3 separate regions of the Homo sapiens genome follow, and all the other regions are linked to region 1. A link is a loop called in an ENCODE intact Hi-C map of the cell type or tissue named here. Cell type or tissue: PC-3. All regions are shown on one strand. Each heading gives the region's core, and the rest is flanking DNA. Links, peaks and the distances in the headings are about the cores only.

What was found. Peaks named below come from ENCODE experiments on the same cell type or tissue, not always from the same donor. Only the 100,000 strongest peaks of a DNase experiment are listed, where the experiment ranks them.
Region 2: it touches region 1 in a loop (6-fold over the local background); 3 of 110 quality-filtered maps call a loop at or near these places.
Region 3: a loop joins it to region 1, with 4 times the contacts of the local background. A loop is called at or near these places in 5 of 110 quality-filtered maps.

The regions. Positions count from the first base shown.
Region 1 is chrX:20,358,226-20,368,575 of GRCh38, forward strand. No RefSeq gene overlaps it. Among named protein-coding and RNA genes, the nearest start is that of RPS6KA3, 96 kb to the left of the region's middle. In PC-3, for the core only: no CTCF peak of the experiment used is centred there; DNase peaks (open chromatin) are centred at 3,806 and 4,606; H3K4me3 peaks cover 1,595 bases; H3K27ac peaks cover 2,676 bases.
Region 2 is chrX:20,509,585-20,519,934 of GRCh38, forward strand. No RefSeq gene overlaps it. Among named protein-coding and RNA genes, the nearest start is that of RPS6KA3, 250 kb to the left of the region's middle. RefSeq lists an enhancer at 4,352-5,551 and a silencer at 6,769-6,918. In PC-3, for the core only: no CTCF peak of the experiment used is centred there; DNase peaks (open chromatin) are centred at 5,017, 6,437 and 6,737; H3K4me3 peaks cover 743 bases; H3K27ac peaks cover 3,995 bases.
Region 3 is chrX:20,280,116-20,290,465 of GRCh38, forward strand. No RefSeq gene overlaps it. Among named protein-coding and RNA genes, the nearest start is that of RPS6KA3, 18 kb to the left of the region's middle. In PC-3, for the core only: no CTCF peak of the experiment used is centred there; a DNase peak (open chromatin) is centred at 5,596; H3K27ac peaks cover 1,336 bases.

The DNA.
Region 1 (10,350 bases), core at 1,565-9,564:
AATTGAATCATGGGGGCAGTTTCCCCCATACTATTCTCGTGGTAGTGAATACGCCTCATGAGATCTGATCGCTTTGTAAGGGGAAACCCCTTCCTCTTGGCTCTCATTCTCTCTAGTCTGCTGCCATGTAAGATGTGCCTTTGGCCTTCCACCATGATTGTGAAGCCTCCCTAGCCACGTGGAACTGTGTGTCCATTAAACTTCTTTTTCCTTATAAATTACCCAGTCTTGAGTATGTCTTTATCAGCAGCATGAAAATGAACTGATACAGCTATATTAGTCAAGGTTCTTTAGAGAAATAGAAATTTATTATAAGGAATTGACTCATACAATTATGGGGGCTGAGAGGTCCCATGATCTGCCTTTTGTAGAGACCCAGGAAAGTCAGTGAGGTTTGAAGCCTTGACAGCCAGAGAGCCAATGGTGTAGACTTCAGTCTGAGTCTAACGGCCTAAGAACTGGGAGTGCTGAGGGCAGGAGAAGATTGATGTTTCAGTGCAAGCCAACAGGCAAAGAGTGAAATTAACCTTCCTCCACCCTTTTGTTCTATTCAGGCCCTCAGTGGATTGGGTGATGGCCACCCACATTGGGTAGGGCCATCTGCTTTACTTACTTTACTAGTCAAATACTAATTTCTTCTGGAAACACCCCCACAGACACACCCAGAAATAATGCTTAACCAGATATCTGGGCATCCCTGGCCCCATCAAGTTGACACATAAACTTAACCATCACGGTTGCTAACCGTTCATAGCTGCCCCCCGTCTCAGGATACTTCCCCCTAGCTGAACAGGAGCTACAGAATCTGAGAAGTTAAAGCCCACTTCCCCCTACTCTGGGGCCTAGAGTCTGACATTGGGGTATGTAAAGCTGGCCTTTTAGTCTTGAGGAGAGAGTTTGTGGTGATCCTAAGCCCCTGTGTGGTTCCGCCCAAGGCTGGACTTTATCTAAGACTGTATCCTTGCTTGACGCTTTCCCTGCTCTATTCTGCTTCCTCCACTCCATAACTCCAGAACAGGTTTCTCCTGAGCGCATTCGTTCAGTCAGTTACAAGCATCCAAATCCCAGTCTCAGGCTCTGCTTCTAGGCAAAGCGGATGGCTCTAATGTCGGGGAAGCTAAACATAGGCTCCCAAGGATGTAATGAGTATGTCGAAAATATATGACTCATGATGGCTTGATCTGACCTGGAGTTTTTATAAAATTATTATTTTTTTCAAATAGTAATACATTTACATGGTTCAAAAATCAAAAAGTAGAAAATAAGATGTGGTGGAAAATCTCTCTCCTAACCCATTCCTCTATCATCTCCCCATTTACTTCCCTGCATAGGTCACTGCAGTTGTTAATTGCTAATATATCGTTCCAGGGATTTCAAAAATGCATAGACAAATAGATACAGATTTATATTATTTTCCCCATCCCCTTTACACAAATGATAGATTTTTATACCCCGTGTTCTGCACCTTGCTTCCCCTTCCCCTTACATTATATTTTGGAGGACTTACCACATATATACATAGAGAGCACCCTCATGTATTTTTTTTTTTTTTTTTTTTTTTTTTTTTTTTTACAGCTGCACAGGATTCCAGTGTAGGGAAACACCATAGGTTTTGTAACTGGTTCCCCCATTCCTGGCCATTTAGGTTATTGTCAATCTTTTGTTTCAATCCTACTTTTGAAAACTACTGGACCACATAAAGTTGCCTATATAAGTGTGATTCTCCACAGTGTGGATGTTTTACATCATTACTAGTCAGGTGTTCAAGGGGGACATGAACTCTTTCATAGGGGGCCATGTTAAAGTCTAAAGGTTGTATTATTTGGGAATCTGCCATTTAGGAAAGCCTGATGTCTGAAATGATGTGTGAAAAAAAGCACATAAGTTAGGAGGTGATGATTTTATTTTTATGACACTTTATTTAATAAGCTTACCACAGTGTTCTTTTAGATGGAGAATTTCTTGGTCTTAAAAATATGATTTAATGGTACAAAAATCTAAATTACCTTCATCTTTGCAGGAATACATTATTGTATTTAAGCAAGCTGCTTCTGTATTGTTTTATACTTATCACCTACTGTATATGGACTTTGCGAGGCCTGTTTAAGCAGTACTATTATTGTTATTTTGAGACAGGGTCTCACTCTGTCACCTAGGCTGAAGTGCAGTGGTGTGATCATAGCTCACTGAAAGCATTAATATATTGTGTTAAAATTTTGTTATAGTGAATGGTCATTGGTTAGGGTTTGGCAATATTATTGTTGAATAAACTTTCTTGGTCAAAATTGTACTTATTTTTATGAAATCCAATCTGGAATGATCCTTTGGGGTCTTGAAAGATGTAATTCACGTCTTAGAACCTGGCTTTGGAAAAATATTTTGGCTTGGCATAGTAGATATTTTGTTTTTAATCTGACAAAGCTTTTCAACTCTCTTTACTAGTTTTCTTTTCAATTTGTTAGAATCCTTTAACTAAAAGAATAATGAATTTTTTTTTCCAAGAAGGCAGGAGGTACTCTGAATATTTTAAAAATCCATTTCCTAGAAACGAAAATTTTTGTTTTTCCTATTGCTGAGGATAGCGCAATTAAATTAGAGACACTCTTGTGGCATTATGAGTAGTTTTCTGAATTTTTCCTTCCCTTTTTGATATGTCAGACCTGTAAAGCATAAATTATAATTTGAGATTCAAATTTTGTTGTTTTAGTTCACTTCAAGTAACACCTTGCTGTTAATTTCTACCGATTTCTACTCAAACAGATTGCAAATTGTTTAGAATTGTTACCAGTACAAATTGTTTAGAATTGTTTCCACAGAGTAGGGAGGTTGTAAAATGTTAATTGAGCGGAAGAATTTGATCTTTGCAGATTAGTGGGTCTTTGTTATCTCGGAAAGCGGGATTTAAAAAAAATCCTCAACCTTACATATTATCCCCTGAAAATGCCAAACAAAAATAGTAGTTGTAGCTGCTTTAGTATATGCAAGTAAACATTTGTTCAGGTGAGAAAGGAATGTGTTATCTAAGGCAAGGGGGAGACCGCTATCACTTGACAGGGGAGGAATTTTAACTGAAAGGGCACTTTCTAAATTTCCAGATGAGCCCACAGAAATGACAGACATTGAAGACTCACAGACTTTTGTGAACAGAATTTTTGTGGCAAAACATGGAAAACAGAGAAAGCATGTCATGTTTTATCCATGTGCTCGGTTGTGCCAATATTGGCTGAATGTTGCACAACAGCCCGGTAGCTGCACTTACCGCAGCTGTCGTTTAAGGAATGTGGCAGATTTGCTAGACTTAAAAATTGTTCCAGCAAAAATTCCATTTTTACTTTAGGAATTTTACTTAGGAATTGGGGAGAAAGCTCAGAAAAATGCAGAGTTGGATGCTTGCTGCCATTTACTTGTCCAGTCTCATCTGTCTTCCCTGATATTTGGGCTAGGGGCAGGCACAGCTGGGGCGGAGTCTCAATGGGCTGGACAGGGTTGGGGAGAGGGAGAAACTGTCTTTTATCCAGGGTGGCAGTGTGTGAAGCTGCTGGGCAAATAACAAGAATCAACTTGGTTGGAGTTGGGGAGGAAGCTGCTCACCCCAAAACAAGGCAAAGTCCAGAAACAAGTGCCTTGCAAGGACTTCTGAAGCCAGGGGCAAAAAAAAAAAAAAAAAAAAAAAGCCTGCAAGGATTTTGAAGCCTGGTGCTTTCTCTATGCAGTTTCTCTGCAAGCTCTCATGGGCACTGCTGCATCTGAGTCTCCTTTCTCTCCCGTTCTTCCCAGCTCCCTTTCACCAGTTGACCCGGTGTGGAACTCTGAAAATCTAAGAGCTCACCCATCTGGAATGTTAAGAGGCAGCATCTAGATAAAAGGGACTTGGATTACGCAAGAGAAACAGGGCTGCTTTTTCCTTGTCATTTTTTCTTTCTATCTATTTGGGTTTTTAAAAATTGTTATAAAATATGCATAACATAAAATTTACCATTTACATGTTTGAGTGTTCAGTCCAGCGCACACTCAAATACAGTTAAATACATTCCCACTCATGTGCACCCACCACTGTGCATCTATCTCCAGAGAGAGCTTTGTCACCTTCCCAAACAGAAACTCTGTACCCATTAAACACCAACTCCCACTTCCCCGCTTCCCTGCTTCCCCCAGGTTCTGGCAACCACTCTTCTACTTTCTTCCCTTATGAATCTGATTGTCCTAGGTGCCTCATACGCGCAGTTTCATCATTGTTGTGTGGGCATAAAAATCCCTCCTAGCGCTGTTTGCTGTGCACTTGTTGACTGAGGGCTGGCCTCTAAATGCAGACAGGACCGATGGGGGCAGATACGAGGGTGAGGGTGTCTGTATAGCTGAGCAAATGCTGAGCAGGAACACACAGCACGTTAACAATATGTACACCCACACGCATGCTGCTGGGAATGAGTGAAGAGGAAGCTGCCATGTTAGAATGGAGTTTGGGCCGGAGAGTCTCTGCATTTGTTACTCACTGGTGGACGGAGGAAGCTGAATTCTAAAAGCCGTTTAATGAAGGAATGGTGAGGGCTGGGCAAACATGATTAGTCACAGAGCTCCAGGCCTAGGTTATTTATTCTCTAGAGAAGCCCAGGGCTTGTGAGTGGGATGAATTGCTGACTGGCAAGCTGAGTAAATTTGACCAAGAGGCCTAAACTGAGGGGGAAACTGGTCTCTTTATGAGCTCTATTGACACTGAATAGAAATATGGGCTCCATTCCAATTTGTTTCCTAGCAAAATAAATACATAAATATCAAGAGAACTTCCTTGTTTTCAGAAAGAGGAAAGAGTTGAAGTTATTGTAAGTATAAAAGGCAAATGAAAAGGAGATGAGTGGTTTTGAGGATACGATAAAAATATCTCGGTAGGCAGTTACACGTAAGTGTAAGAGGATACTCTGAAATCTTTCCTGGCTGCGAGAGCGAGAGGAGTGGATTACAGCACCCAGCAAGGTTGTGGGTGTGATTATATTCGCGGGTGTGCTGGACTTGGACACCGGACCAACTAACAGCATAAACCTTTGAAATAACGTGTTTGTTTTTGCCAAAATAACAACACGCTCATCTCCCTTAAAATGTCAACATTGCGTTAAAGTCTAGATCCAAATATGCATGGAAATATTTATTGAGTGAAAGAACGAACAATATATGTAATTTAGAACTATGAAGAGTTGCCGGTTTAAAGAAATCCTATGCATTTTAAGATACCTAGACAAACGCCCTGTTCCTGACACTGTTTAGCTCTCACATCTTACCACTGCATTTGCTTTAATCAGGGATCTTAAGACTATCTTGTGGGCTCCTTCTTGGTAGGAGCTAAATTGTTACAACCAACATTTCACACTTTTCAAGCAGATAATAGCCTGCCCACAGGTAGTGTGTATCTGTTATTACATATAATAAACCAAACATTGAAAAGTTAACTGATAGATCCTTTCACACTTTTAGTTTCTTACAGCAGTTTTGATCATTTATCTATTTAATATTTTCATGTCCTGATAATACATGGTTATTGTAAAAAATTTAGGAAATATAACCATAATGAAAATATGGAAATTACTGGTAGTCCACTGTCAGAGATGAATATGATTATATTATGATGTATTTTCTCTAATCTAATTATATATGCCTATAGATCCTTCTCATTTGATGTTTCTTCCTGCACATTTTCTCAGCCATTCAAAAATTTTCAGACATGGTTATTATGATGGCTAGATCATTTCATCACATGGCCTGTACCACACTTTCTTTAAGTGTTCGCCCGGTGTCAAACATTTAGATTCTGTCAAGTTTTTGTTATCAGAAATGACTCTTGGGTGAACATTCACTATGACAATCTTACATTTTTTTCCTCAGGCTGGAATCCCTAGGATTGGGCATAAACAGTTTTTAAAGTTCTTAGAACATTTTCTTACATTCCTTTTTCTCAAAGTTATACCAATTACACTCCTGCCAAGTGGACATTAAGATGCCTGCTACTATTATCCTTAAAACGAAGTCAGCACAAGAATTTAAAAACAGGCTAGACATGGTGGTGTGTGCCTGTAGTCCCAGCTACGCAGGAGGCTGAGGTGGGAGGATCTCTTGAGCCCAGGAAGTCGAGGCTACAGTGAGCCATGATCACATCACTGCATTCCAGATGGGGCAACAGAGTGAGACGCCCGTCTCAAAAATAAATAAATAAATAAATAAATAAATAAATAAATAAATAAATATAAAAAGAATTTAAAAACAAACTTTTTTACTTTGGCAGGTGTAAAATGATTATCTCAGAGCTGTTTGCATTTCTTTGATTGTTAATTAAGCTAAAAAATTCAATGTGTTAATTGGTTATTTTTGTTTCTCCTGAAAATTGTTTGTTCATGTCCTTTGACCACTATTTTTCTATTTGTTTGCCATTTTATACTTGATAAGGATTTTTTGATACTAAAAATATAGTTCTTTGTCATTAGTAGTAACCAATAAGAAACCCAATAGGAAAAAAGATGTTTGTAATAACAATATAAATTATAAAGTTCCTGAAAAGATTATAAGGAGAAAAGTTTCAAACTTTATTGAAGAACCTGATCAATGGAAAGCTGGTTCCGTCTACACTTGGGAGACTTAATACTTTCTAGATGTCAGTTCCCCCTAGGGTAAGTTAAATTAAGTGTAGTTAAAACACAATACATCTACAGGATTTTGGGGAAACTCAAAAGCAAATTGACCCTAAAGTTAATATGAAACAATGAAGTACACAAAAATCTTTTAACAATTTTGAAAGAGAGGAGCAAAACGTGGTGGGATAGTGGAGTGAGACCCCTTCTACTCGATATCAAGACATAGTGCAAGATTACAGCAATTTGAAAAGATGGCATTCACACAGAAATAGAAAAACTATTCTATGAACCAGAATAGAGAGTCCCCTTAAAAGAGAGCCATTGATATATAACATGACTTGTTTCACAATTCGATTGGGAAAAGAACGACTATATTCAAAGAGTGGTGTTGGGACAATTGGCTCTTCATATGGAAAAAAGTTAAAATGACATCATATCTCAAAATAAATTCTGCTAAAGTTCTAAAGGTTAAAACGACAACAACAACAACAGCAGCAGCAGCAGCAATAACAAAACAAACGATGTTCTAAAAGAGAAGAATATATAGACCTTGATGACCTAGTATATGCAGCTATTATGTCTTGCCTGGACACTGCAGTACCCTTCCAATGAATCTCCCTGCCTTCTTTCATGCTTCTCTTCATCTCTTCTCTGCCCTGCAGAACACAGTGACTCTTCTACCTTACAAGTAAGATAAGGTCTCTTTTCTGCCTCTTTACAGTGGCCCACAGATGTCCCTTGCCCTGTGTACCTCTCTCACTTCGTTTCCTACCACTTGGCCTGCTCACTGACTTCCAGCCCCAGCGGCCTTCTTGTTGACTGCTCCTCAAACACTTCAGACATCTTTGCCATCTCAGAGCCTCTTCTTTGGCTTTTCCCTCTGCCTGTAATGCTCTTGTCCCTGATATGTGCATGGCTTTTATTCTCTTACTCCATCCAGGTCTCTGCTCAGCATAGCATCCCCTGACCGCCCTAGGTAAAGTTCCTCCCTATCCACTTACTCTTATTTACTTCTCTTCATAGCCTCTTCCCTCCTAGACAGTCAATTATATATTTATGTAAGCTCCACAAGAGCAGGGGCTTTGTCTGTCTTACATATTATTGTAAGTAATAGTGTGTCCGGAATTGGTGGCTTCTTGGTCTCACTGACTTCAAGAATGAAGCCGCGGACCCTCACGGTGAGTGTTACAGCTCTTAAGGTGGCACGTCTGGAGTCTGTCCCTTCTGATGTTCAGATGTGTTCGGAGTTTCTTCCTTCTGGTGGGTTCGTGGTCTCGCTGGCTCAGGAGTGAAGCTGCAGACCCTCGCGGTGAGTGTTACAGCTCTTAAGGTAGCGCGTCTGGAGTTGTTCGTTCCTCCCGGTGGGCTCGTGGTCTTGCTGGGCTCAGGAGTGAAGCTGCAGATCTTCGCGGTGAGTGTTACTGCTCATAAAAGCATCGTGGACCCAAAGAGTGAGCAGTAGCAATATTTATTGCAAAGAACGAAAGAACAAAGCTTCCACAGTGTGGAACGGCACCCGAGCTGGTTGCCAATGCTGGCTCGGGCAACCTGCTTTTATTCTCTTATCTGGCCCCACCCACATCCTGCTGATTGGTAGAGCCGAGTGGCCTGTTTTGTCAGGGCGCTGATTGGTGCATTTACAATCCCTGAGCTAGACCCAAAGGTTCTCCACGTCCCCATCAGATTAGTTAGCTACAGAGTTTCGATTGGTGCACTCACAAACCTTGAGCTAAACACAGGGTGCTGATTGGTGTATTTACAATCCCTGAGCTAGACATAAAGGTTCTCCAAGGCCCCACCAGAGCAGCTAGATACAGAGTGTCGATTGGTGCACTCACAAACCCTGAGCTAAACACAGGGTGCTGATTGGTGTATTTACAATCCCTGAGCTAGATATAAAGACTCTCCACGTCCCCACCAGACTCAGGAGCCCAGCTGGCTTCACCTAGTGGATCCCGCACTGGGGCTGCAGGTGGAGCTGCCTGCCAGTCCTGTGCCGTGCGCTCGCATTCCTCAGCCCTTGGGCGGTCGATGGGACTGGGCGCCGTGGAGCAGGGGGTGGTGCTCGTCGGGGAGGCTTGGGCTGCACAGGAGCCCATGGAGGCGGTGGGAGGCTCAGGCATGGCGGGCTGCAGGTCCCGAGCCCTGCCCCGCGGGAAGGCAGCTAAGGCTCGGTGAGAAATCGAGCACAGCGCCGGTGGGCCGGCACTGCTGGGGGACGCAGTACACCTTCCGCAGCCACTGGCCCGGGTGCCAAGTCCCCCATTGCCCGGGGCCAGCAGGGCTGGCTGGCTGCTTCCAGTGCGGGGCCCACCAAGCCCACGCCCACCCGGAACTCCAGCTGGCCCGCAAGTGCCGCACACAGCCCTGGTTCCCGCTCGTGTCTCTCCCTCCACACCTCCCTGCAAGCTGAGGGAGTGGGTTCCGGCCTTGGCCAGCCCAGAAAGGGGCTCCCACAGTGCAGTGGGGGACTGAAGGGCTCCTCAAATGCCACCAAAGTGGGAGCCCAGGCAGGGGAGGTGCCGAGAGCAAGTGAGGGCTCTGAGGACTGCCAGCACGCTGTCACCTCTCAACAGTAGAACAAATAACAAAGTAGACACTCAGTAAACATTTTTTCAATAAATTAATGAGTGATCTTGGGTTAGCTTCCTTCCTTTCTTTATTCCTTCCTTTCCTCCCTCTCTCTCTTCCTGTCTCTCTCTCTCTACTCCTCTTCCCTTCTTTCTTTCAAGAAGACACAGAAAGTGCAAACATAAAAGAAAAAATGGTAAATTTGTGTATTAAAATATAAATAATTTGTTTGGCACATGAGATCACAAACATGTTAAAAGCCATATGATGAGCAGGAGAAGTATTCAAAATATATATAACTGACAAAGATTAGCATCTAGAACAGGGGTTCCCAACCCCTGGGCTATGGACTGCTATCAGTCCATGACCTGTTGGGAACTGGGCTGCAAAGCAGGAGGTGAGTGGTGGGTGAGCAAAGCTTCATCTGTATCTACAGCTGTTCCGCGTCGCTCGCATTACTGCCTGAGCTCTGCCTCCTGTCAGATAAGCTGCATTAGATTCTCATAGGAGCTTGAACCCTATTGTGAACTGCGCAGGCAAGGGATCTAGCTTGTGTGCTCCTTATGAGAATCTAATGCCTGATGACCTGTCACTGTCTCCCATCACCCTCACATGGGACCATCTGGTTGCAGCAAAACTGCAAGTTTTCCTGGAGTTCAGGGCTCCCACTGATTCTACATTATGATGAGTTGTATAATTATTTCATTATGTATTTCAATGTAATAATAATAGAAATAAAGTGCACAATAAATGTAATGCACTTGAATCAACCCGAAACCATCCTCGCTGCCCCCTCCCTTCCACCCCTGGTCTGTGGAAAAATTGTCCTCCATAAAACCAGTCCCTGGTGCCAACAAGGTTGGGGACCATTGATCAAGAATATGCCAAGAACTCTTATAAATCAATAAGCAAGAGACAAATAGTGCAATAGTAATGAATAAAATATATGGCTAGGCGATTCAACAGAGGAGGAATCTGAATGGCAGGCAGACATGTGAAAAGATGTTTAACCTCATTATCAGGAAAGTACAGCGTAAAACAACAATGAGATACTGTTTTCCATCTTTGTGAATGGCAAGAAAGAAGTTGAAACATATCAGGTGTTTGCAAGGACAAGGGGAAATGAAACTTCCATACATTGCTTTTGGAAGTATATGTGGTG
Region 2 (10,350 bases), core at 2,351-10,350, 150 kb after region 1:
TAATTTGAAAAGGGTGTGCAGCATGGTTTGGAAAAGAAGAAAACAAAGGCAGGAGGGCTAGCTGAAGAGGGAGGAGAATGAAGCATGGACTAGGCTAGGGGAGGATGAAAAGAAAGGACAGAGGAAGGGACTTTTTGATATTATGTATATTAAGTTTGTCTCATTTCATCTTTCAGATTATAACCTACTTGTGCTATGCCTTGGTCATAACTGGAGCCTGTATCACGCCTCAAAAAAGTTCTACTACGTAACTGTTACTGAATGATTAAGTGAATGAAGTAACAGATGAATACATGAATGCACATCAAATGAATGGGCATTACCAAAGATGAGCCACCAAGTGGATCTTGGAGGAAAAAGAACTTTTAATCAAAGGATTAAAAGTTTCTAAGTGTGGTTGATTAGGGAAGATCATAGCATTGTTGATTGAACTGCCTGGCACCTAATAAGTACTCAGTGAGTGTAATCTTACATATGTATGCTAGTGAAAAGAGACAAATCTGGAAGGCACCAAAAGCCCACTTCACCCTTTTGGTAGTTTAGCAGAGAGCTAGCCCAGCAGGTCTGTGTTAACTCAACAGGTGCCAGTTACTAAGTTCCAGAAGCTCTTTCTTTCTAACTGGGCCACTTCCTCAAACATCAACCTTTTATTGTTACATAGTTCCTAAGAATCCCTTATTCCCCATTTTCTACAAATATGTCGGGTATAATGGGAGATAACATCTCTCTCTTGGAACCCTGTGTGTCTAGCCCAGCCATGCCTGGCTTAAGTACACCTCTCTTTGAGAGTGACGGATTGTGTGCACTCTCTACTTCTCTCGTGTAAGTTTTCCCCTCCAGAAAACCTTATTATGTATTTTACATCATGTGGTCTTAGTGTGTGAGGGACTGAAATATTCAACATATATCATAGTTAACACAACACACTTACAGTTGAGAATTTAGAGGGGGGATGTTATGAGGGAAATTTTAATTTTAGATGTGATCCAGAGAGCTATCATCTGTAAAAATGAACATCAATTTGATAGATATTATAAAATGCTATCTAAATAATTTGTAGACACTTAAATCTTTTTAATAGAAATTCCACAAAACTTTTTTAATGGAAAATACTCATTAAACATGAACTTCAGATCAAATCAACTGATACCTCTTTATTGAGTGCAAGCTCGTGATTGGCACTGTTTCGTAGCTAATAAATGCAGAAGGAATGACAGAACTAAAAAGTATCAATTTACACATTCTAATGAAATAGTAGACCTAAAAAAACCCAAAAATCAGTAGATATTAAAATCATTAGGTCTGAGGTTACCAATATTGGCTGCTCATTGGAATCAGCTGGGGGTTTTAAAAAATGCTAATGCCCATATCTTACCCCAGTGATTCTGATTTAAGTGATAAATGTGGCCATGGTGCTGTGATTTTTTAAAATCTGCACAGGTGATTCTAATGTGTAGTCAAGGTTAGTGAAAGGTCAGTGAAGTCCATAATGGAGGAATTAAGCTAAATTCAATCTTAGAATCTTCACAAGTGGGCAATCAGAAATTACACATCTCACAAAGGGATGAAATTGGATGCTCCAGCATCACCTAGGAAGTCTTCTTTCCTAAAAAACATTGAACCTACATCTAATCAAGTGTCTAAGTATAGCCAGTAATTTATATGAAGTAGCCTGATAGAAATAATAAATAACATAATGCAATACACAAACCACTGTTGTATAGAAATTATACAGGAGATAAAGGAACGATTTATATGACACTGAAAGGAAGCAATCAGCCAAATCTCAAATGTGAGACAAGGCCAAAAAACCTGGTTTCTCCGTTAATGACATATTAAATAAATGAAAGGAAGGTGGGGGCTGTTAAAGAATAAAAGAGCCTTAAGAAACACAATAACCAAATGCAATGTGTAGGTCTTGTTGGATCCTATGCCAGATATCTTCTTTTTTCTCCTCTAGGTTTTCTCTCTACACTTCTCCCTAGTCTGAGAAGCTGACCAGTATGGACTGTGCCTTCAGGCTTTCTTGCCCTCTGGCTTTTGGTTGAATTTGGCCAATGGGAAGCCCCAGCAGGAAATCAGAAAGAGAGGCGAGAGAGGATTCTCTGAGTATTGATTCCCCTGGCTTCCTCCCTGTGTGATCACTTTGGCTGGCTGGATACCTCAATGGAAAGACACTGTTCTTCTGGAGGAGGCCTTCTCTGTAGACTCTTTCCTTCCAGTTTCAGCAACCTTGATCTGCTCCTTCTGACTCCTTCACATCTAGGGGTGGTAACAGCTCTGTTGTCACTAGCCAAGTGTCACTGCACTATTCTCTGTGATTCCCCCACATCCCACCCATGCTTTTGTAAATAGTCTCTTTATACATAAACGCTCCTCGAATTATTCTGAGAATACTGTTTCCTGCTGAGTCATCGGACCAAATTATTTCTCCTTTGAGACAATGGAGAAATTTTGAACATGAAGTAAACATTATAAGCTATTAAGGAGTTATTGTTGATTTTATCGGGTGCGATAATGGTGTAATTGTTATATAAAAATAATCCTTACCAGTTAGAGATACACACTTAAGTATTTATTGGAATGACATGTCTAGGAATTATTTAAAAAAAATAGTGCATTTAAGAGCTGGGTGCCAGGTGAGAAATAACAGAAAAGTAGGGGAATAGATTATCAAATATTACCAAGATTATCAAATATTATCAAGATTATAGAAACGTTGATAGTTAAAGCAGAGTGATGGGTATAGGAGGGTTCATTACACTATTTTCTCAATTGTGTGCAAGATGGAAAATTTCTATAATAAAATGTTAGAACAACCAATCTCTTATTTTTTTTTCTTAGATGAGATTTAGTTTGCAATTTTTCATGAGAGAGATAGGTACACAAGATCTGAATTTACCGCAAATAAAAATTTTAAGGGTGTGTTTAAAGTGTGGCAATGTATATATCTTTCTACATGCTATTCTTTCTTGCAGAGAAAAATTGATGAGGAAAGTGCATAAGTAAACTGGATGTAACTTTTTTCTCTTTAGATATTCAGGTGGTCACTCAATTAACTCAATCAATCTGCCTGTGGGCACCTGCTGAGGGAGGGTGGAGACAGTCTGGGGCGAGGAAGAGAGGGGCCATGAAAGGTTAAATGTGCTAGGCCTAGAGTTTCTGTCGTCTGCATCTTTTGCGCTATTCAGAGTCAGTCTGCACCCTCAATGAGTGAACTGTTATTGCTTAGAGCTTTCTTTTTGTATTTTTTTTTTTAGTTTTTGGTAATAAATCCTAATAATGGAGCAAATTATGCATGAAATTGTCCATTATTTATAATTACTTCAGGAGATTTAGTTGCTCCTGGGGCAGTTTAGGAAGCAAACATTACAATTCCTTCTGCAATAAATTTTGCCTAACCAAAGGAAGTATGGTACTGGATTGGTTCTGCTTCAGTAGCATTTTTGCTTCTCAAACACCATAGATAAGAGAATTTTGTAGATATTCGAGAAGAATGAAAGAATACAAATTGAAAGACATACATATCTTGCCACCAAAATAGTCTTCCTTTTATTTGAAGCAAGTAGCTTACAAAAATAAGGAAAATCTGTGTGCAAAGAATTCAACTGCGTGCTCAAAAATAAAATCAAAATAAAAGTCAAAGTGTAATGCCTGTTGGATTAATAAAGTTTCTTTGTTTTCTTATAATAATACAAGTTGGCAGAGCTCCACCTACATTAAAGTATTTCCTGGCATAACATTCTTCATTTTGGTTCCCCTTCCCCCACCCCACTTTGGTAAGCTTGTCTTACTGACATTTCTGTTAATTGATGGCTGCTAGACATAACCACAAGGCAGACAGATTAGGAAAGAAAAGTTGAAGATTGTTTATAAAACGGGAAAATCCTGCCTTTTAAGTTGTAGTATTAGCCCAGGAATCTCAATTCACCAAGATAAAAATTGAAGGTACTGCAGTTATGATACAAGTCGTAGTAAATGGTGACAATAGGATCAATATTGGGGAAAACAATTAAGTTGATTCAAGGGTATTGTAAAGCATTCTTACTCTCCTAGAATGAATCTAAAAGAAAGCCTATCTTTAAGTTATTCCTGTACTAAATATCATTTTCAAATGTTGACTAGAAAGTGAGACTTGGTAATATGGACTTTTGCATTTGGTGAAGTTAGTAGCATAAAAGTTAAGAGCAGAGACTTTGGAGTTAGCTTGCTTGGATTAAAAATGTGACTTCCATGACTCAATAACTATATTATTGTTGGTGAGTTACTAGAGCTCTCTGAAATGCTGACTAAACTTCTTCATCTGAAAAACAGGGATGATAATAGGGTTTCTGGGAGAATTCAACAAAATAAATAACTTAGACCATCATTTGACACATGATGTGTTAAAAATATAAACTATGAGGTGATGATGACATGACTTCTGATCCTCATGAAGGTACACAATACAAAAAGAGTTCGAACAAATTGTTTTAAAGAAATGCCTACTTAGTTGTTTGTTGTTCAGAGGTTAAAACTATTGTTTTGTTTGTGGAACAAGTTGAGAAATAGGTTAAGTAGCCAACAAACCAACAGAACAAAAGAGACCAATCAGAACTGTCAATATGTTAAAACTAACAACAGTTCTGAAGGCTGATCTCATGAGAAGATCTGTTTCTCTCTCTAAAAGAAAATGGTCGATAGCACTGATTTTGAAGTTTTTTGGCATCAAGACTTGTGGAATCTCATCTGTTCAGTTAGTCATTAATTGGGACCAGCAGCTAATTTGAAATTGAGGTTTAATACCAAACATGATGGACATTCAGGCTGAATCTGAATCAGGAATGAAGTCATCAATCACAGTGACTTTGAATGTCCTGCTGTCATTATTAAACTCGAAAGAGGATTAACATTGAGTCAAATTACACTAAGATATAAATGTCAACACCAAATGCATCCTGATTCACATTAATTTTCCAGCTCTACATTCACTCTGCCTTTCCACATTGGGACCAAGCCATGATTCATAGGCAGCCCACTGATGAGTCATCTTCTGCTTATGTTTGGATGGGTCAGAATGCCCTGAGTGGGTTGATGAGGAGGAGGCAGAGAGGCCAAGGCTGTGACATAGCACAAGCCCAGGGGCTAGGATCTAAGTCCCAGGACCCAGGAGAGGGACCTGCCACACAATGTCTCTGGTTCTCAGAGGACTGAACTTCCAATGGACTCAACTCTCCCTGAATGAGGCTTCCATGATGACTACAGAATGTATCAGAGTCCTTGGGCAGAGAAAAATACAACTTCAGACCTAGAGGAATAGTCTTCTCCTCCCTAGATGGTCCTGGTTCTTGATATTGCAGACAGAGAATTACAGAACAAAGAGCACCCAAGACACCATAGCTGAAAGTCCCAACTAGGTGATAAACCCCACCTGGTGCTAAAAACCATCCAAACAAGCACTCAAACTAATATACAGGTCCTCTGATAATGATTCCAGTTGTTGCCTCAGATCCCAGCTTGAAATTCCACCTTTCATCTTCCTTTCCCCTTGATCTCCTCATTATCATACTCTAGTCCATCCTACCTCTGCCCAGTGGCCCTGTTCTCTACAGTGATCTCCCTTTCTGCCTATTTTAATGGTGAACACCCCCAAGTTCTACTGCTAGCTCATCATCTGACTCTATACCAGGCCAACCTCTCTCTAACATCTATTCATATTGAGAGGCTCTTGGCTGATGAGAATTTGCCATTCCTCCTTGGGTCATACACCTAGGTTAAACCAGTCACCTTCATAGAAAATTGAGACAAGAGGAACATCCTGAACCTCTACTGAATCAGGCAAGAGAGAGTGCTTGCTATACTGGATTCAGGATTCAAATAAAGATCAAGATATTACAATACCTGGCTTTAAGAAACTGAACTCTGAAAAGAGAAAGTTTTTACAGCCTCTAGTTTGAATGGTCTTTGCAGTCATGGTTCAAGTTTTTCAGTTTCTAAAGGCCATGTACAAATGTCTGGGACTTTCGGGACTTCTTCATATTCCATCCCCTGTACCAGCACCCAGTAGAGCATCCAGCCCACAACAGGTAGTTGGTAAATTATTTTTTTGATGCAACATAAATAATCTATCCTTGAGAAAATAGTTGTATAATATCTTTTCCGTTATAGAAACTAGACCAGCCATGAATTATATGTATTTACAGATCACTGGCCCAGAAAAGCTCAGGTCAATAACTTGTTGCAGTATTATGAGAGTTAACTACTGCTGCATCACAAACCACCTCAAATGTTGGTGGTTTAAAACAGCAATGACTTATTATTGCTCACAAGTCTATGGTTGGCTGGGATGGGCTGATCTAGGCTGGGCTCTGCTGGGGAGGCTCAGCTTCATGGGTTGCACCCCAGGCATGTTCCTAGAAGATGGCAGAGCCACAGGATGGCAAGAAGAAGCAGGCAAACTTCACACTGGCACCCTGACACTTTTGACCACATTCGTTTGACCAAAGGAAGTGACACAACTTAGCTCAAAGACAAGGAGTGGCAAAATACACTCTGCCTTTATGGAGGAAACTCCAAAGTCACATAACAAAGGGTGTAATACAGGGAGGGGTGAAAAATTCAAGCTGATCATGCACTTTATCACAAATACAATTTCTGAGAATGTGGGCAATTTGATTATAGAGGAGGGCTTTGTTGATGTTAAAATAATGAGCTCTGGATGACATTGGTTGCAAGGTACTCACTTCCTCCAAATGCTTACTCATTTGGTTCTTACTACTTCTAGGAGGGTCACAGTGGTTGAAACTAAAATTAGCTGTGTTCAAGTAAATGTGACTCATAAGAGAGCAATGAGGAAGCTGGTTTCATATGGCATTCCCTCCCTTCCCACCCTCACACACTAGGTAATACAAAAGAAAGTAGCTTACTTGTCCAGAGATGGGTTTATCTTGAAATCCCTAACTTCATGCAAGTTCCAACCAGTAAATTAACTGCAGTGGCTTTTCTATAGATAATTTGTTTAATCAGAAACCCAGGATAATAAAAATCTTTGAAGTATTTTTAATGATCTTTTCCTAGTTGAACTAAGTCAGTGTCCCTCATGGTCACCCAAATTAACAATACAAGTTTATGTTTCTTGGTATTGAATCTACAATTCTGATATACAAGAATCTTTACTGAAGCACGCAACAAAATGCAGAGAAAGCTCTCTCCACAGAGTTTTTGTGGTTGGTATTTTCAATTTCATAAGAAGATAAAATGTGAAGCAAACTCTAATTAAAGTATCTTCAGAAACATATTGTTTTGGCTTTGGCAATTATATAGCTACCTTGCTTCTGATGGCAATTAGAATTTTATATATACCAAAAAAAAAAAAAAACAATTTTCTCCCAGTGCTCTAATTTGAAAGCTCTGTGCTCCATGTGAAACAAGCAAAAGGTGGTCTATGTTGATTAATTAGGGGTTAGGATATTCAGAAATACTACAAAGAAAATTATCAGGGTGACTTTTCTGTAAGAAGCAAGTTTATAAACCTCTTGCCTAATTTGTACACACAACAGAAAAAGCACTTTAGCTCCACTGTACCCGTGTTCTTCCCTTGAGAAGGATGCTTCTGCAATAGCACGCAAATTTCAGGTAATAGTAAAAGATCATCAGAATCATCCTTTAGCAGAAAAACAAGCCAAAATACCCACCCACTCAGTTTCTCCCAGAGCGCTTTACTTCAGGAAGATAAACATGACTGCAATAAGAAATTGATGCAATAAAGAACGTACTTATGTTACATTTACAGCCATATCCAGGGAGACAGCTAATGGCACTCTAAAAATGGTCATTTTGTCAGAGCTTTAGTGTCGATTATTGATTACACACAGGAAACAGTGGCTTCAAATACCCAGTGACAGCACAAACAGCACCTGGTTAGGTCCTGTGCACGAACATGGTACACAGATGACATTTGGTACACAGATATACTTGGTTTATTTGATTAAAACTCCTGGTATCAGCAGGGAGAATTGTAACTAATCAGCTCTTTATTTTTTTAGTTCAATATCTAAAAATCGATTTCCATGAGTGTATCCATAAGGGATGAAGAAAACACTGATCAAAATTCACAAGAGGTCTTATACAGCCTGGTGGAGATACAGAAAGAATGCTGGGCTGAGTCAGAGCACAGCTGGTAACAATAGCTAGCATTTAATTAATACATCTCATGGTGCCTGGTACTGTGCCAGGTGTTCTGTGAGCATTAATCTATTTCATCCTTTGAACAGCCCTATAATGTGGATGCTGTTGTCATCCCCATCTTGCAGATGGGGCTGAGAGAGATGTTTAGAAATTGGTTCAGTCTCACAGCTAGCAGATGGCAATACCAGCATCCACCTTCAGACCCAACCCTTCTCCATTGCACCGCAGGGTCAAAATGTGCTGGACTCGAGTTTCCCTGTTTTGCTAACTTGAAGTGCATCCTCGAACAAATCCCTTTCCTTCTGTGGGCCTCTGTATTTTCATACAAAATTGAAGTAGTTGGACTAAATCAGTGGTTTGCAACCTTGGCTGAAAACTAAGATCACTTGGAGTGCTTTTATAAGGCAATTTGCTGAGTATTTACTCTATGCCAAGCATCTCATTCGATTCTCTCAATAGTACTGAGATCTCTTTGAGGAAATGAAGAACACCTGATCTCATGGAGGAAAAATTGAGGTTCGAGAAGTTTGGTAACTTGCCTAGCTTATATAGTTCATAGTCTTCAATTCAGACACACAGGCCAGTTACACAGTTCAGGTCTCCGGCATTTCTGAGAGCCATTCCTGGGCTTTGGGTCCTGGGATGAATTATTCTCATCCTTTAGTGACTTGAGACTGCTCTCCCTGTCTCCAGGCTCATCCCTTTCTAATCTGTCGTTCCCATTGTTTCCTCAACGCTTCTCCTAAACTTGCATCTTACTCCCACCCTGAAATCTGACATTGTGTCTTCAGGGCTTTCTGGATGTTTTGACCTCCTTGATGCAGTGCACGAGACACTTCATGATCTGGTTAGTTCTCCAGTCTCATTTTCTGCCAGTGCCTCCCCCACCACTCCTCCCCCGGCTGCACTTTGTTCAGGCAAAGTGTGTCATATAGTTTCTTACATCTGTGTCTTCACATATGTGGCCGTTTCTTCCCAGAATGCCCCCCCGCAACACCCCATTTAATTCTTGCTCCTCCTAAGCTCAGCTGAAACACCTACTCTTTCTTCAAACTGCTCTAGCCACGATGGGGACTCTCAGGCCCTCTTTGTTTCCCCAGTACCCAGGGCCCTTCTTTAAGATAGTCGGTTTGAAGCGCCACTTTCTTCTGAAGCATTTTCTAACCCTCTGATTTATAACTGACGGTTTTCTCTGAAGTGAACTGGAGAAGAGGGGATGGACTGGAGAGGGAGCAGGATGGGGCGATTTTCTCAGGGTTCACTCCACCTCTGCGTCCCTCCCTCTGGTCCGAGTTCTATTATCTCACCCCTAGAGTATTACAATAATTGCATCCTGACTGCTCCCTTCCCTTCTACCCAACAGACTCTTCCCGACACGCAGGGCACAGTGATCCTTTTATATATAAGGCAGATCATGTGACTCCTCTCCTCAAAACCCTGTGATTCACGTCTCAGGCCGAGTCAAAATCCAGGTGCTAACAAGGGCCTATAAGGCTCCCCATCAGTGCTTCTTAAACTTTCACGTGCATATGAATCACCTGGGGATCTGATTAAAACTCAGACTATGATCCAGTAGCTCTGGGGCAGGGCTGGAGAGTCTGCATTTCTAAGCAGCCAGCAGGTGAGGCTGAAGCTGCTGATCCTAGGACTCCACTCTGAGTAGTAACCTCTCCGTGATCTGGTTTCCCGTTATCTCTCTGATCTCCTTTCTATTCTTCTCCTTGCTCTCTCTACTTCAGCCCCACTGACTTCCCTGCTGCTGTTCAAAGAACACACCAGAAATGTTCCCTTGCCTTAGGGCCTGTACAACAGCTATTCCTTTTGCATGGAATGCCCTTACTCCGGATAGCCACTTGGCTAACTCTGTTGCTTTCTTCACATCTTTCCTCAAATCTCACCTTTCCAATGAGGTCCACCCTGAACACCTAATTTAATATTGCGATCTTCCCCCTGCTGTCCCCAACCCTTCGTCCTGCACTCCTGAAATTCTTTAGCTCCTGTTTTTTTTTTAATACCTCTAATCACCTTTTCACATATTATATAAACTTATATTCATTCTATTGTTATCTGGCTCCTCCTTAATTCCAGAAAGCCTGTTCCTCACGAAGCCCCTGTTTGTGTGTTATGTCCATTGTTGTTTCCCAAGAGTCTAGAACAGTTGCCAACAAATACCATTTGAATTTT
Region 3 (10,350 bases), core at 1,346-9,345, 78 kb before region 1:
TTTCTGCAGCAAGTCAATGGAATGAACGAAAAAGAGGAGGGGTAATTCTTTGCATTGAGAGAGGCAACCAGAGGTAATGTGTGGACCTTGTTTGGATCTTGATTTGAACAAACCAATTGTAACTACATTTTTGAGACCATCATGAAAATATGATTATGGACAGAATTTTGGTTGTTTTTAAATGTCGCTGCAAATTGGTATCCCATTTGGCTCTTGGAATCTGCCCATTTCCCCAACTTTAACATCTGTGGTAGCTTCAGGTGAGTTTTTCAGGTCTGATCACAAAACATCCTGGATATAATGAATGAGCAAGCAGGGAGCAAGGCTGAACCAGGCAAATGTGGGCATCTGGGATGGCAGAAGGGCTGTCCTTTCCCTGGCAGCAAAAGAACAGCCCACGGTAAACAAATCCCTGAGTGTGGCAGAACTTTAGGACCACTCTAGGCATGTATCACTCTTCTAGAGATGTCTGCTCTCTGGGAGCAAGACGGGGCTGTGGTTCTGTGAAGGCTTGGAGGCCGACCATATTATTAATAGCGGATAGTCATTCTGATGTGAAGCCAAGGCTAGATAGAACTGAGGTCCAGGATCAGGAGATGGGACTGGCAAAAATAAGAAAAGAAGGTAGGTCCAGGGCTGGAATTTCCACAAGGATATTATCAGCCTGGAAAATAGGATAAATCATGTGAACTCTAGAATCCTGGAGAGATGAGGGCCAGATAAGCAGATGGCTCTCTTCCTCCCTCCAGTGAGGAAAGGCTAAATTCTGGAGCCCCTTATCTGAAAGTGATAGAGAACAAAGATAAGAGAACCATTTTCAAACTCCACCTGGTAGATTGGTTTCCATTAGTTCCAGATTGGGCAACATTTGTTTCCTTTTGTTCCCTTTTTCCTGTTCACCCTAAATATGGATCATGTCTAAAGTTCTATTTTTATATTTTATTTTTAATTGTGGTAACAAATACATAACATAAAATTTGCCATCTTACCGATTTTGAAATGTATAGTTCATTAGTGCTCAGTACATTCATATTATTGTGCAACCAATCTCCAGAACATTTTCATCTTACAAAACTGAAACTCTGCACCCACTAAACAGCAACTCCCATTTTTTCCTCTATCCTCAGCCCCTGGCAACCACCATACTACTTTCCGTCTCTGTGAGTTTGACTATTCGAGATATATAAGTGAAATCATACAGTATTTGTCTTTTTGCGACTGGCTTATTTCACTTAGCATAATGTCCGCAAACTTCATTCATGTTGTAGCATGAGACAGGATTTCCTTCTTTTTGTTTTTTGTGACGAAGTCTTGCTCTGTTGCCTGGACTGGAGACTGGAGTGCAGCGGTGCAGTCATAGCTCACTGCAGCCTCAAACTCCTGGGCTCAAGCCATCCTCCCACCTCAACCTCTTGAGTAGCTGGGACTACAGGCGCATGCCACCACTCTTAGCTAATTTTTTATGTTTAGTAGAGATGGGGGGGGTTTCATTATGTTGCCTGGGCTGGTCTCGAACTCCTGGGCTCAAGCAATCCTTCTGCCTCAACCTCCCAAAGTGCTGGGCTTACAGGCATGAGCCACCGTGCCCGCACCCTCTTTAAGGCTGAAAAATATTAAATTGCATGTTGTGACATAATAAGAAATATGCATTAGGTCTCTTTCCCCAGTTCCTGACACAGAGCATCTAAAGCCATCATAATTTCCTGAATGATAGGAGTGCCTTTTGTTCTAATGAGGTGACTCTTGCTGGGCTTCTGGATGAGGGCTACTCACTAGAAAGACTGAGCATGATTAGAAACTTGGAACTTTCAAGCCCCCTACTCCACATCCTCCTGGGAAAAGAGAGAGACTTGAGATTGAGTTAATAATTGATCATGCCCAGGTGATGAAGCCTCCATAAAAAATCCCTAAACTATGGGGTTTGGAGAGCTTCCAGGCTGGCGAACACATCCATATGTTAGGAAAGTGGTGCATCCCAGCTCCATGAGGACAGAAGCACCTTTGCTTAGGACCCTTCTGGACTTCACTCTATATACCTGTTCCTCTGGCTGTTCATCCGTATCCTTTGTAATATCCTTTATAATAAACAGAATGTTTATGCCACATTTTGTTTATCCATTCATGGTCAATGGACACCTGGGTTGCTTCCACCTCTTGGATATTGTAAATAATTCTACTATGAATATGGGTGTGCAAATCCAAAGTTCTATCCTTGGCTATGTGGTAGATTGCAAAATGACCACAAAGTATTCCCCTTCCTGTATCCATGCTCCTTTGCAATGTGACTTTGCAGTCTCCCATCAAACTATAAAGTTTATTTTCCTACTATTTGAATCTAGGACAGCCTGATGACTAGCTTTGGCCAACAGAATGTAATGGAAGCAATGTGGTACTGGGTCCAAGTCTGAGCCTCAAGAAGCCTTGCACACTTCGGTTTTCTCTCTTGGAATTTGTGTGAACAAACCCAGGTTAGACTATTAAAGGATGAGAGGGCACATAGAGCAGAGATGAGCCATCTTAGATAAGGCTTGAAAGATGGGAGGGTTCCTGACCCAGATCAGCAAAGCTGACCTGATAGCTGACTGCAAATGCATGAGTGAACCCACAAGAGACAAGTACAAATGTCCAGCTGAACCCAGCCCAAATTGCCAGCCTGTGGAATTATAAACCAATCAATGGTTGTTGCCTTAAGCATTTGTGATTTGCTACGTGGCAATAGGTAACTAATACATATTATTTCTCTTTTAACTATGTACGTTTTTCTTTGGAAATCTAATATAATTTCATACTTCAATGATCACTTGAAAGACTCGAAATTATTCTCCCCAGCCTTGACCCTGCCTTTCTTACAGATCCATCTTGAATTTGCAACTCCTTGTTGAATACTACAACTGGATATCATGTTAACATTTCAAACTCAATATTTCCAAAATGGAATTTGTCATCCTATATCCAAGCCTTATGTTCTCCATTGATGTTTCTGTTTCTGCTGGTGGTACTACCATTGTTTCAACCACACTTGAAACCTCAGTGTCATCTGATTCCTCTTTCTTCTTTCCATAATTAAATGACATCTTTCAAAGTATCTTTTTGTCAACTTTACTCTCTTTGTGTCTATAGAACTACGGGCCTATCAATAGCTTCCCTACCTTTTTCCCACCTCTGGCCTCTGCATCCTCAATTTTTTTTTTTTTTTTTTTTTTTTTTGAGACAGAGTCTGGCTCTGTCGCCCAGGCTGGAGTGCAGTGGCGCCATCTCGGCTCACCGCAAGCCCCGCCTCCCGGGTTCACACCATTCTCCTGCCTCAGCCTCCCAAGTAGCTGGGACTATAGGCGCCTGCCACCACGCCTGGCTAATTTATTTTTTTTTGTATTTTTAGTAGAGACGGGGTTTCACCGTGTTAGTCAGGATGGTCTCGATCTCCTGACCTCGTGATCCACCCGCCTCGGCCTCCCAAAGTGCTGCGATTACAGGCGTGAGCCACCGCGCCCGCCCAAATTAATCTTATTTACCAGTTAAAGATTCTTCTGAGATACAGAATAATAAATTTATTCCTCAACTTTATTCACTACGGGCATATTTTCCTTTTGTCTGCTAATTCTAACATCTGGGTCATCTCCATTGATCCTCTCCATTGATTACCTTTTCTTCTGAGTATGGGTCTTGTTTTTCTATTTCTTCATATGTCTAACAATTTTGAATTATATCCTGGATATTGTAAATGACACATTTTAGGGATTCGGGATTCTGTTCTGTACCTTCAAAGGTCTTTTTGTTCGTTTTTGCAGGCAGCGAACTTGGTTGAGCTCAAATTCCAAACTCTCTCTCCCTTGTGGTAGGCAGCAGCTGAAATCTTAGTCCAATTTTTTTAGCCTTAGCTAGGCTTCTTGGAGTCTACCCTATACATGTGTACTTCCAGGATCAGCCAGAGATTTAGACAAAGTTTAAACTTAAGTACCCCCTTTCAAGCTCTCTCCTTTCAGAAATTTCCACCCCCTTTCCAAACTCTGTCCTCTGGTTCTTCAAGCCAATAAGACTGCTGGTTTTAGCTACCAGGCTCAGTGAAAACTGGGACGTGCTCTTCGGGCAAAAAGCTGTAAAATCAATATGGGAAACTCACAAAGATCTGGTGCTTTTCTTCAAGTATTGACCCCCTCTAGTATCTGCCTGCTTTTGTTTTTTCTCTGTGCCTTTAGGTAGGGTTTAAAAAATATTATTGTCCAATGTTTGTAGTTGTTATCTAGAGAAGGATGATCACATATAGGAACTACTCATATATTATCAGAAGCAGAACCACTTTGTTAAGTTTAAAACCTTCCATGATTCTCCATTGAAGTCTGTGGACCAAATCTAGGCCTTGGTATCTGTTATGAGCTCTCCCTAAATGGATTACCCATGCTTCCCCACTTATGCTAAGTACTTTCCTGTCTTTGAGTTTTTCCTTCCTGTTCAATGTCCTTTCCATCTCTGGCCATTAAAATAGTATCCATCTTTCAAGTGCCCCAGGGCTGGGTCCCGGGTCCCTGTCCTACTCTATTAACACTTTATCCCTGTTGATCTTGTCCAGGTCCATGGCTTTAAATACTGTCTATTTGCCAATGACTCACAATATATCTTCAGCCCTTATTCCTCTACTGAGTTCCAATTTTGTATATGTAATTGTCAACTTGATATCCCCACTTGGATGTCCAACAGGCATCTCAACTCAACATGGTCAAATTAGAATTCTTGTTCATCTCTCCCCTCAAATTCACTCTCTCTGTAGGCCTTCTCAATTCCAGTAAATGCCACCACCATTCACAAGCCAAAAGTCTGAGAGTCATCTACATTCTTGTACTTCCCTTGCACTCCACATACAGTCTGTCAGGAAGTCCTTTTGGCTCTGACTTCACAATAGATCCACTTTTCTCTAGCCCCTTGGCTACCATTAGAATTTAAGTCACCATGATCTTTCACTGGGACTCTTTCAGTAGCCTCCTGAGAGATGTTCCTGCTCCCGCTCTTACCTCCCTATAATGCATTCTTCACCCAGCAGCTACAGTGATCTTTAATGAAAACCAGATCATGTTATCCTCCTGCTCAGCCTGTCAGTGGTTTTCCAAAGCATTTAGACTAAAATCCAAATTCCTTTCTATGGCTTACATGGTCTTACATGATCTGAACCCTTTGACCTCATCTCTGATCACTCTCCCTTTTTCTCACTACACTCTGCCCACATTGGCCCTATTTCTGTTTCTTGATTTTACCAAGCTCTTTACATTTCCCTACAACACTCCACTCCTAAATCTTTATCTGCCCATTGTCTGTCTTCCCTATCAGGTTGCACTTTCTGTGAAAGTAGGGGCATTTCCAGTAAATTTTTCTTGAAAGAAGGAATGAATTCAACATCAATACACTTTCTCCATAAAGCCTTTCTTATACCTCTCTGATGGCAATACACTCTATGCTCCTTAAATTTTATGTCCGTGCCTCTTTTAGCATTTACTACCTCTTATATAATGTTATGGTGTTTTTTGTATGTGTTTTATCTTCCTTAAGTCATTAACTATGACATCAGAATGGGCAGAGTCCCTGCCTGATTCATCTGAGCATTCCCCATGTGGCATACTACAGGCCTTTGCACAGAGCAATGCTGATGAATGTTGAGTAAATGAGTGAATAACAAAGTCAATATTCATTTCTATTGAAAGGGAGTATTATTAATATTAAAAACAGTGCCAACAACGGTCTTAGGTTATTGCTAAATTTCTTTGGAATTAATGAAACATAATTTTTAGGTTATTGCTAAATTGCTTTGGAATTAATGAAACATAATTTACTCAATCAAGTCTATGTTATGAAGTTTTTTAAATATCATTAATGGTTTCATATCATTAATGGTTCTTAATGTTTTAGTGCTTCATTAGAAATAGTAGAGACTACTGAAGTATTCTGACTGAGGCACATTTGAACAACGCTCCCTGAAATGTTCATGCAACTAATATATCTAAATGTTATAAAAACATGCCAATGAGTCATGACTAATTTGGCCAGCAGAATTCCTTGGGTATATTCAATATAATGGATAGGTAGCAATTATAGAGTTTTACTCAAAAAGTTTGAATAGCGAGTTTTATCAAAATTCATTTAAACATAATTCCAGTCCCTAAAATGGAAAAGTTTTCACTTTAATTACACAAATATCAGACTTGAACCTTAAGTAGACTGCTTTTTATGATCTCATCTTCCTCCTTGGCTTCATTTTACTTATTCTTTCTAGTTTTCCATCCCTTGCTGCCGAACTATGCTTTTATTCTAGTACTATTTCAAGCTTCTACTCAGCATCTAAACTCGTTCACCAGACCCATTAATGTCATAAGAGCTTCACCTCAGAGAGACATACTTTTTTTTTTTTTTTTTTAGACAGAGTCTTGCTGTGTCGCCAGGCTGGAGTGCAATGGACTGATCTTGGCTCACTGCAACCTCCGCCTCCCAGGTTCAAGCGATTCTCCTGCGTCAGCCTCCCGAGTAGCTGGGATTACAGGCACCCACCACCAGGTCCAGCTAATTTTTGTATTTTTAGTAGAGACGGGGTTTCACCGTGTTGGACAGGATGGTCTCGATCTCTTGACCTCTTGATCTGCCCACCTCGGCCTCCCAAAGTGCTGGCATTACAGGCGTGAGCCACCGTGCCCAGCCAAGACATACTTTTTAATATTTTTTTAATCCAATAGAACTATTCACAAGTTTTATTGCCATAGTTTGCTGGTTATTTATAGTTCTTTTTACTTGCTGTGTTAACTGTTTGTATAACAAGATCAATGTTTTAGATTGTGAATTGTTTATTTGGGGTGATTGTTTACTTATTCCCATTTTCCCTGTTTTTGTATTTTGCACATATTCTGTTGTATTTTGCACAGGTTCAACCCAGAAGATTTCAATAAATTGAAAAGAGAAATTGAAGCATAGCCAATATGGAAAAATATATGATCGAAGACTATGTGACCAAGGTAAATTAAATGCAAAGTTAAGATGCTTCTAATCTTGAACTGCAAAAGACATTGCTCATAAGTGACAGTGTGGAACAAGGTATTAAATAATTCAAGACCATTGATGTCATTGTTATCTGTACAAACGTATTTGACTGAAGATGAAAAATCTTTTCTCCTTCAAGTTATTTTGTAGAAGAGATTTTCCCCTTTTCACACAAAATTTTTATTCTATTCATCTTTTTATCTCGGCGGTTAAGCTTTTAGAGTGGTGCACAAAAGCAAATGTAAAATGAAGTTGAAGTGTTGTACTTTGTATTTACACCAAGGAAGGTTTCTCATTTGAAATGTTTTTGACTGCAAAGAACTGAATACTTAAAGTAACTTAAGGAATAAGGGTATTCATTTCCTTATATAACAAGAGGACTAGTCGTTGGGTGATTGTGAGGTTAGTTAATTCAGTGGCTTGAAAATGCAGTTGGAGCCCAGGCTCTTTCCATATTTTTGGTCCTAGAATTCTCAGATAATTTGTTTGGTCCTCTGGCTCGTCCCATCATGGTTGCCAGATGTGCCCAACTGTTCTAGTTGTCATATGTAGACAATATAGTAGCCTAAGGAACAGTAGGTTCTCCTCATAGCTCTCTCTCTCTCTTTCTCTTTATTCAGAAGAAAATACCTTTTATAAACCCAACAACCTGCATATCTCCCCTCATGTCTCAGTGGCCAGGATTTGTTACATGCCCATACACTAGCTGCAAGGGAGGCTGGGAAAGCAGATATCTGTCAGTTGCAGCCTTCAATGCCTAGAGCTCCTTCAAGGCCCAATACAGTCCTCCTTCTATGTAGCTTTATCTCATACCACTCTCTCCCTTGCTGTCTCTGCTTCAGCCACACTTTCAGGCTTGTTGTTCTCTTAACAGGGCACGCATACATGAAGGCTTTGCACATACTATTCTCAGTGTTTAGACAGCTCTTCCTCCAGGTATCTGCATGACTTAATCCCTCATTTCCTTCAGGCAACATAAGAACAGAGACCACTCTACCTAAAATAGCAGCCTTCCCCTCCATTGTTCTCTATCCTTCTTCCCTGTTTAAATTTTTGATAGCTCTTAATGAGAGAGAGACAGAGTCTGAGTAAGCGAGAGAGAGAGATAGAAAGAATGTTTTTCTGGCTAGATTATAAGTTCTACTGGAACAAGGTGGTATGTTTTGTTCACCACTGTGCCTCCAGAGCATACAACAGTGACAGCTACATGGCAGGTACATCAAGAAATATTTGTTGATGAATGAATTAATGAAGTTGTATTCTCTGAGCAAGGAAGAAGGTAGGGACAGGCAATTCCTTGCTGGTGGACAATCAATAGTGTTAACCACAGGAGGAGATGCCAATAAGAGCACCTATGCTGAACACAGATCAGCTGGTAAGAGAAGGAAAATGGAGTGTTTGTGGGGTGAGTGGGGAAAACATAAAGCTACAGGGCCATGACCCAGCTCTACCAGGTGGCAACTTCCTGCAGGGGTTGGCAACCTCCCACAGTGTCTAGCACAATCTCAGGCACTAAGTAGATCATCATTGCACAGAATCAGTTATTGTATGTGGCTTTGTGAATGGTCCCCTCAGAAGCTCTAGAAAATGGCGACATCAGAATGTACTTCCTATTGACTACCCTATCTTGGAGACTATTCCATCCTTCAGATATATAGACTCAGCAATTCCTGATAATCCTTTCTACTTGCATGATGGTTGTATTAGTTTCCTAGGGTTGGCATAACAAAGTACCACAAACTGAGTGGCTTAAAACAATGGAAATGTATTCTCTTACGGTTCTGTTAACTAGAAGTCCAAAATCAGGTGTCAGCAGGGTGGTTTCTTCTGGAAGTTCTAAGGGAGAATTCCTTCCATACCCCTCTCCTAGCTTCTGGTGGTTGCTGGCAATCTGCGGCATTCCTTTGCTTATACCAAATAAGGTCACATTCTGAGGGTCTGGGTAGACATGAATTTTGGGGGACACTATTTAACCAAATATGGTAGTTAAATGCTTTCTAGGGGCCTTTGACCTTTGGCAACTTAATGGGAAAGAAATAATTGTCTTAAAGGAAAATCAGTTGCCTGTTTGAAGGCAAGTGAAGAACATTGTAATGAACTTCCTTCGTTATTAAAAAAATTATACTCCTATACATAAGTGTTTAACACATTCCTCTACATACAATTCTGTTAAACCTGTTTTATTTCTGAAGGGCTCCTTTTAAAATCTCTGAATACATTATAGGTATCGAGCAATTCTCTGTTTAATGCTCATGCACTATATGTATACATGTATGAAACTCTACATGAATACTGTAGATGGAAGACAACTTGCTTCACAGTGAATGATTAATGGCAAATAAGCATTTGAAAAGTTTCAAGAAAATTATATTAAAAGACAGCAAAAACAGCAACAGCAAATCCTTATTGAACAGTAATTAACAAAGAAGGATTCTTAATACAATTTCCCCAAGTGTGTCCAGTCAGTTATAAAGTTCTTCATTCAATCTCTCTCAGGGATTCTTCCTCCCATGAATATAAACTCAAGGAAACCCATTCATAAATTTCTCTGGTGCTTTTCTCCTACTACTTCTTGGATGTTCAGATGAACACAGATTTTAACATGCTGGACTCTCAGGATAAAAACTGACCAGTAATTTATCAGAGTTCTGTGGAAAATTGGTGAACTCACACCACTTCCTAGCATTGATAGAAAGAGGAAGAAAGGAAATAGGGGAGCAAGGAGCTAGTTAAAGTCCTAGAAAATTCCTTTTTGATCCTTGTGACAAAAGATGGGGAATGGATATCATGTTCTTTCCACATCTATAGAATATAGAGGAATTGGTAGATAAATTGATACAGATATAAAAGCACCATGTTCTTTCTCTTTTGTAATAATCATCACACTTATAATTACTTATTTATGATCTTACCCATTCTAATGTAAGTCCCATGAGAAATGGGAGTAAACATGTCTTACTTATTTTTTGTATCCCCAGAGCCTGGTCCACTGACTGGCAAAGGGAAATAATCAAATATTTGTTGAAGTGAATTGAAATAGAAAGGGTCTTAATTTCTTATGGATGTGAATAACTCCACTGATAAATACTGAATGAGATTTCCTGGCACCCTATTAGAAGCATCAATTCTTTTAGATCATGTATGTGTCTGACACTTCAAGGTGCTCCTAGTAACCATTCTCCCCACCTTTAGTTGGGAACATGGCCACCCAAAATGAACACTACATTTCCCAATTTCCCTGGCAACTCAGTGTGGCCAGTGGGATAGTGGCAGAAATGATGCTTGGCAGTTTCCAGGTGTGTCCCTTAAAAGACAGGTGGTGTGGCCGGGCGCCGT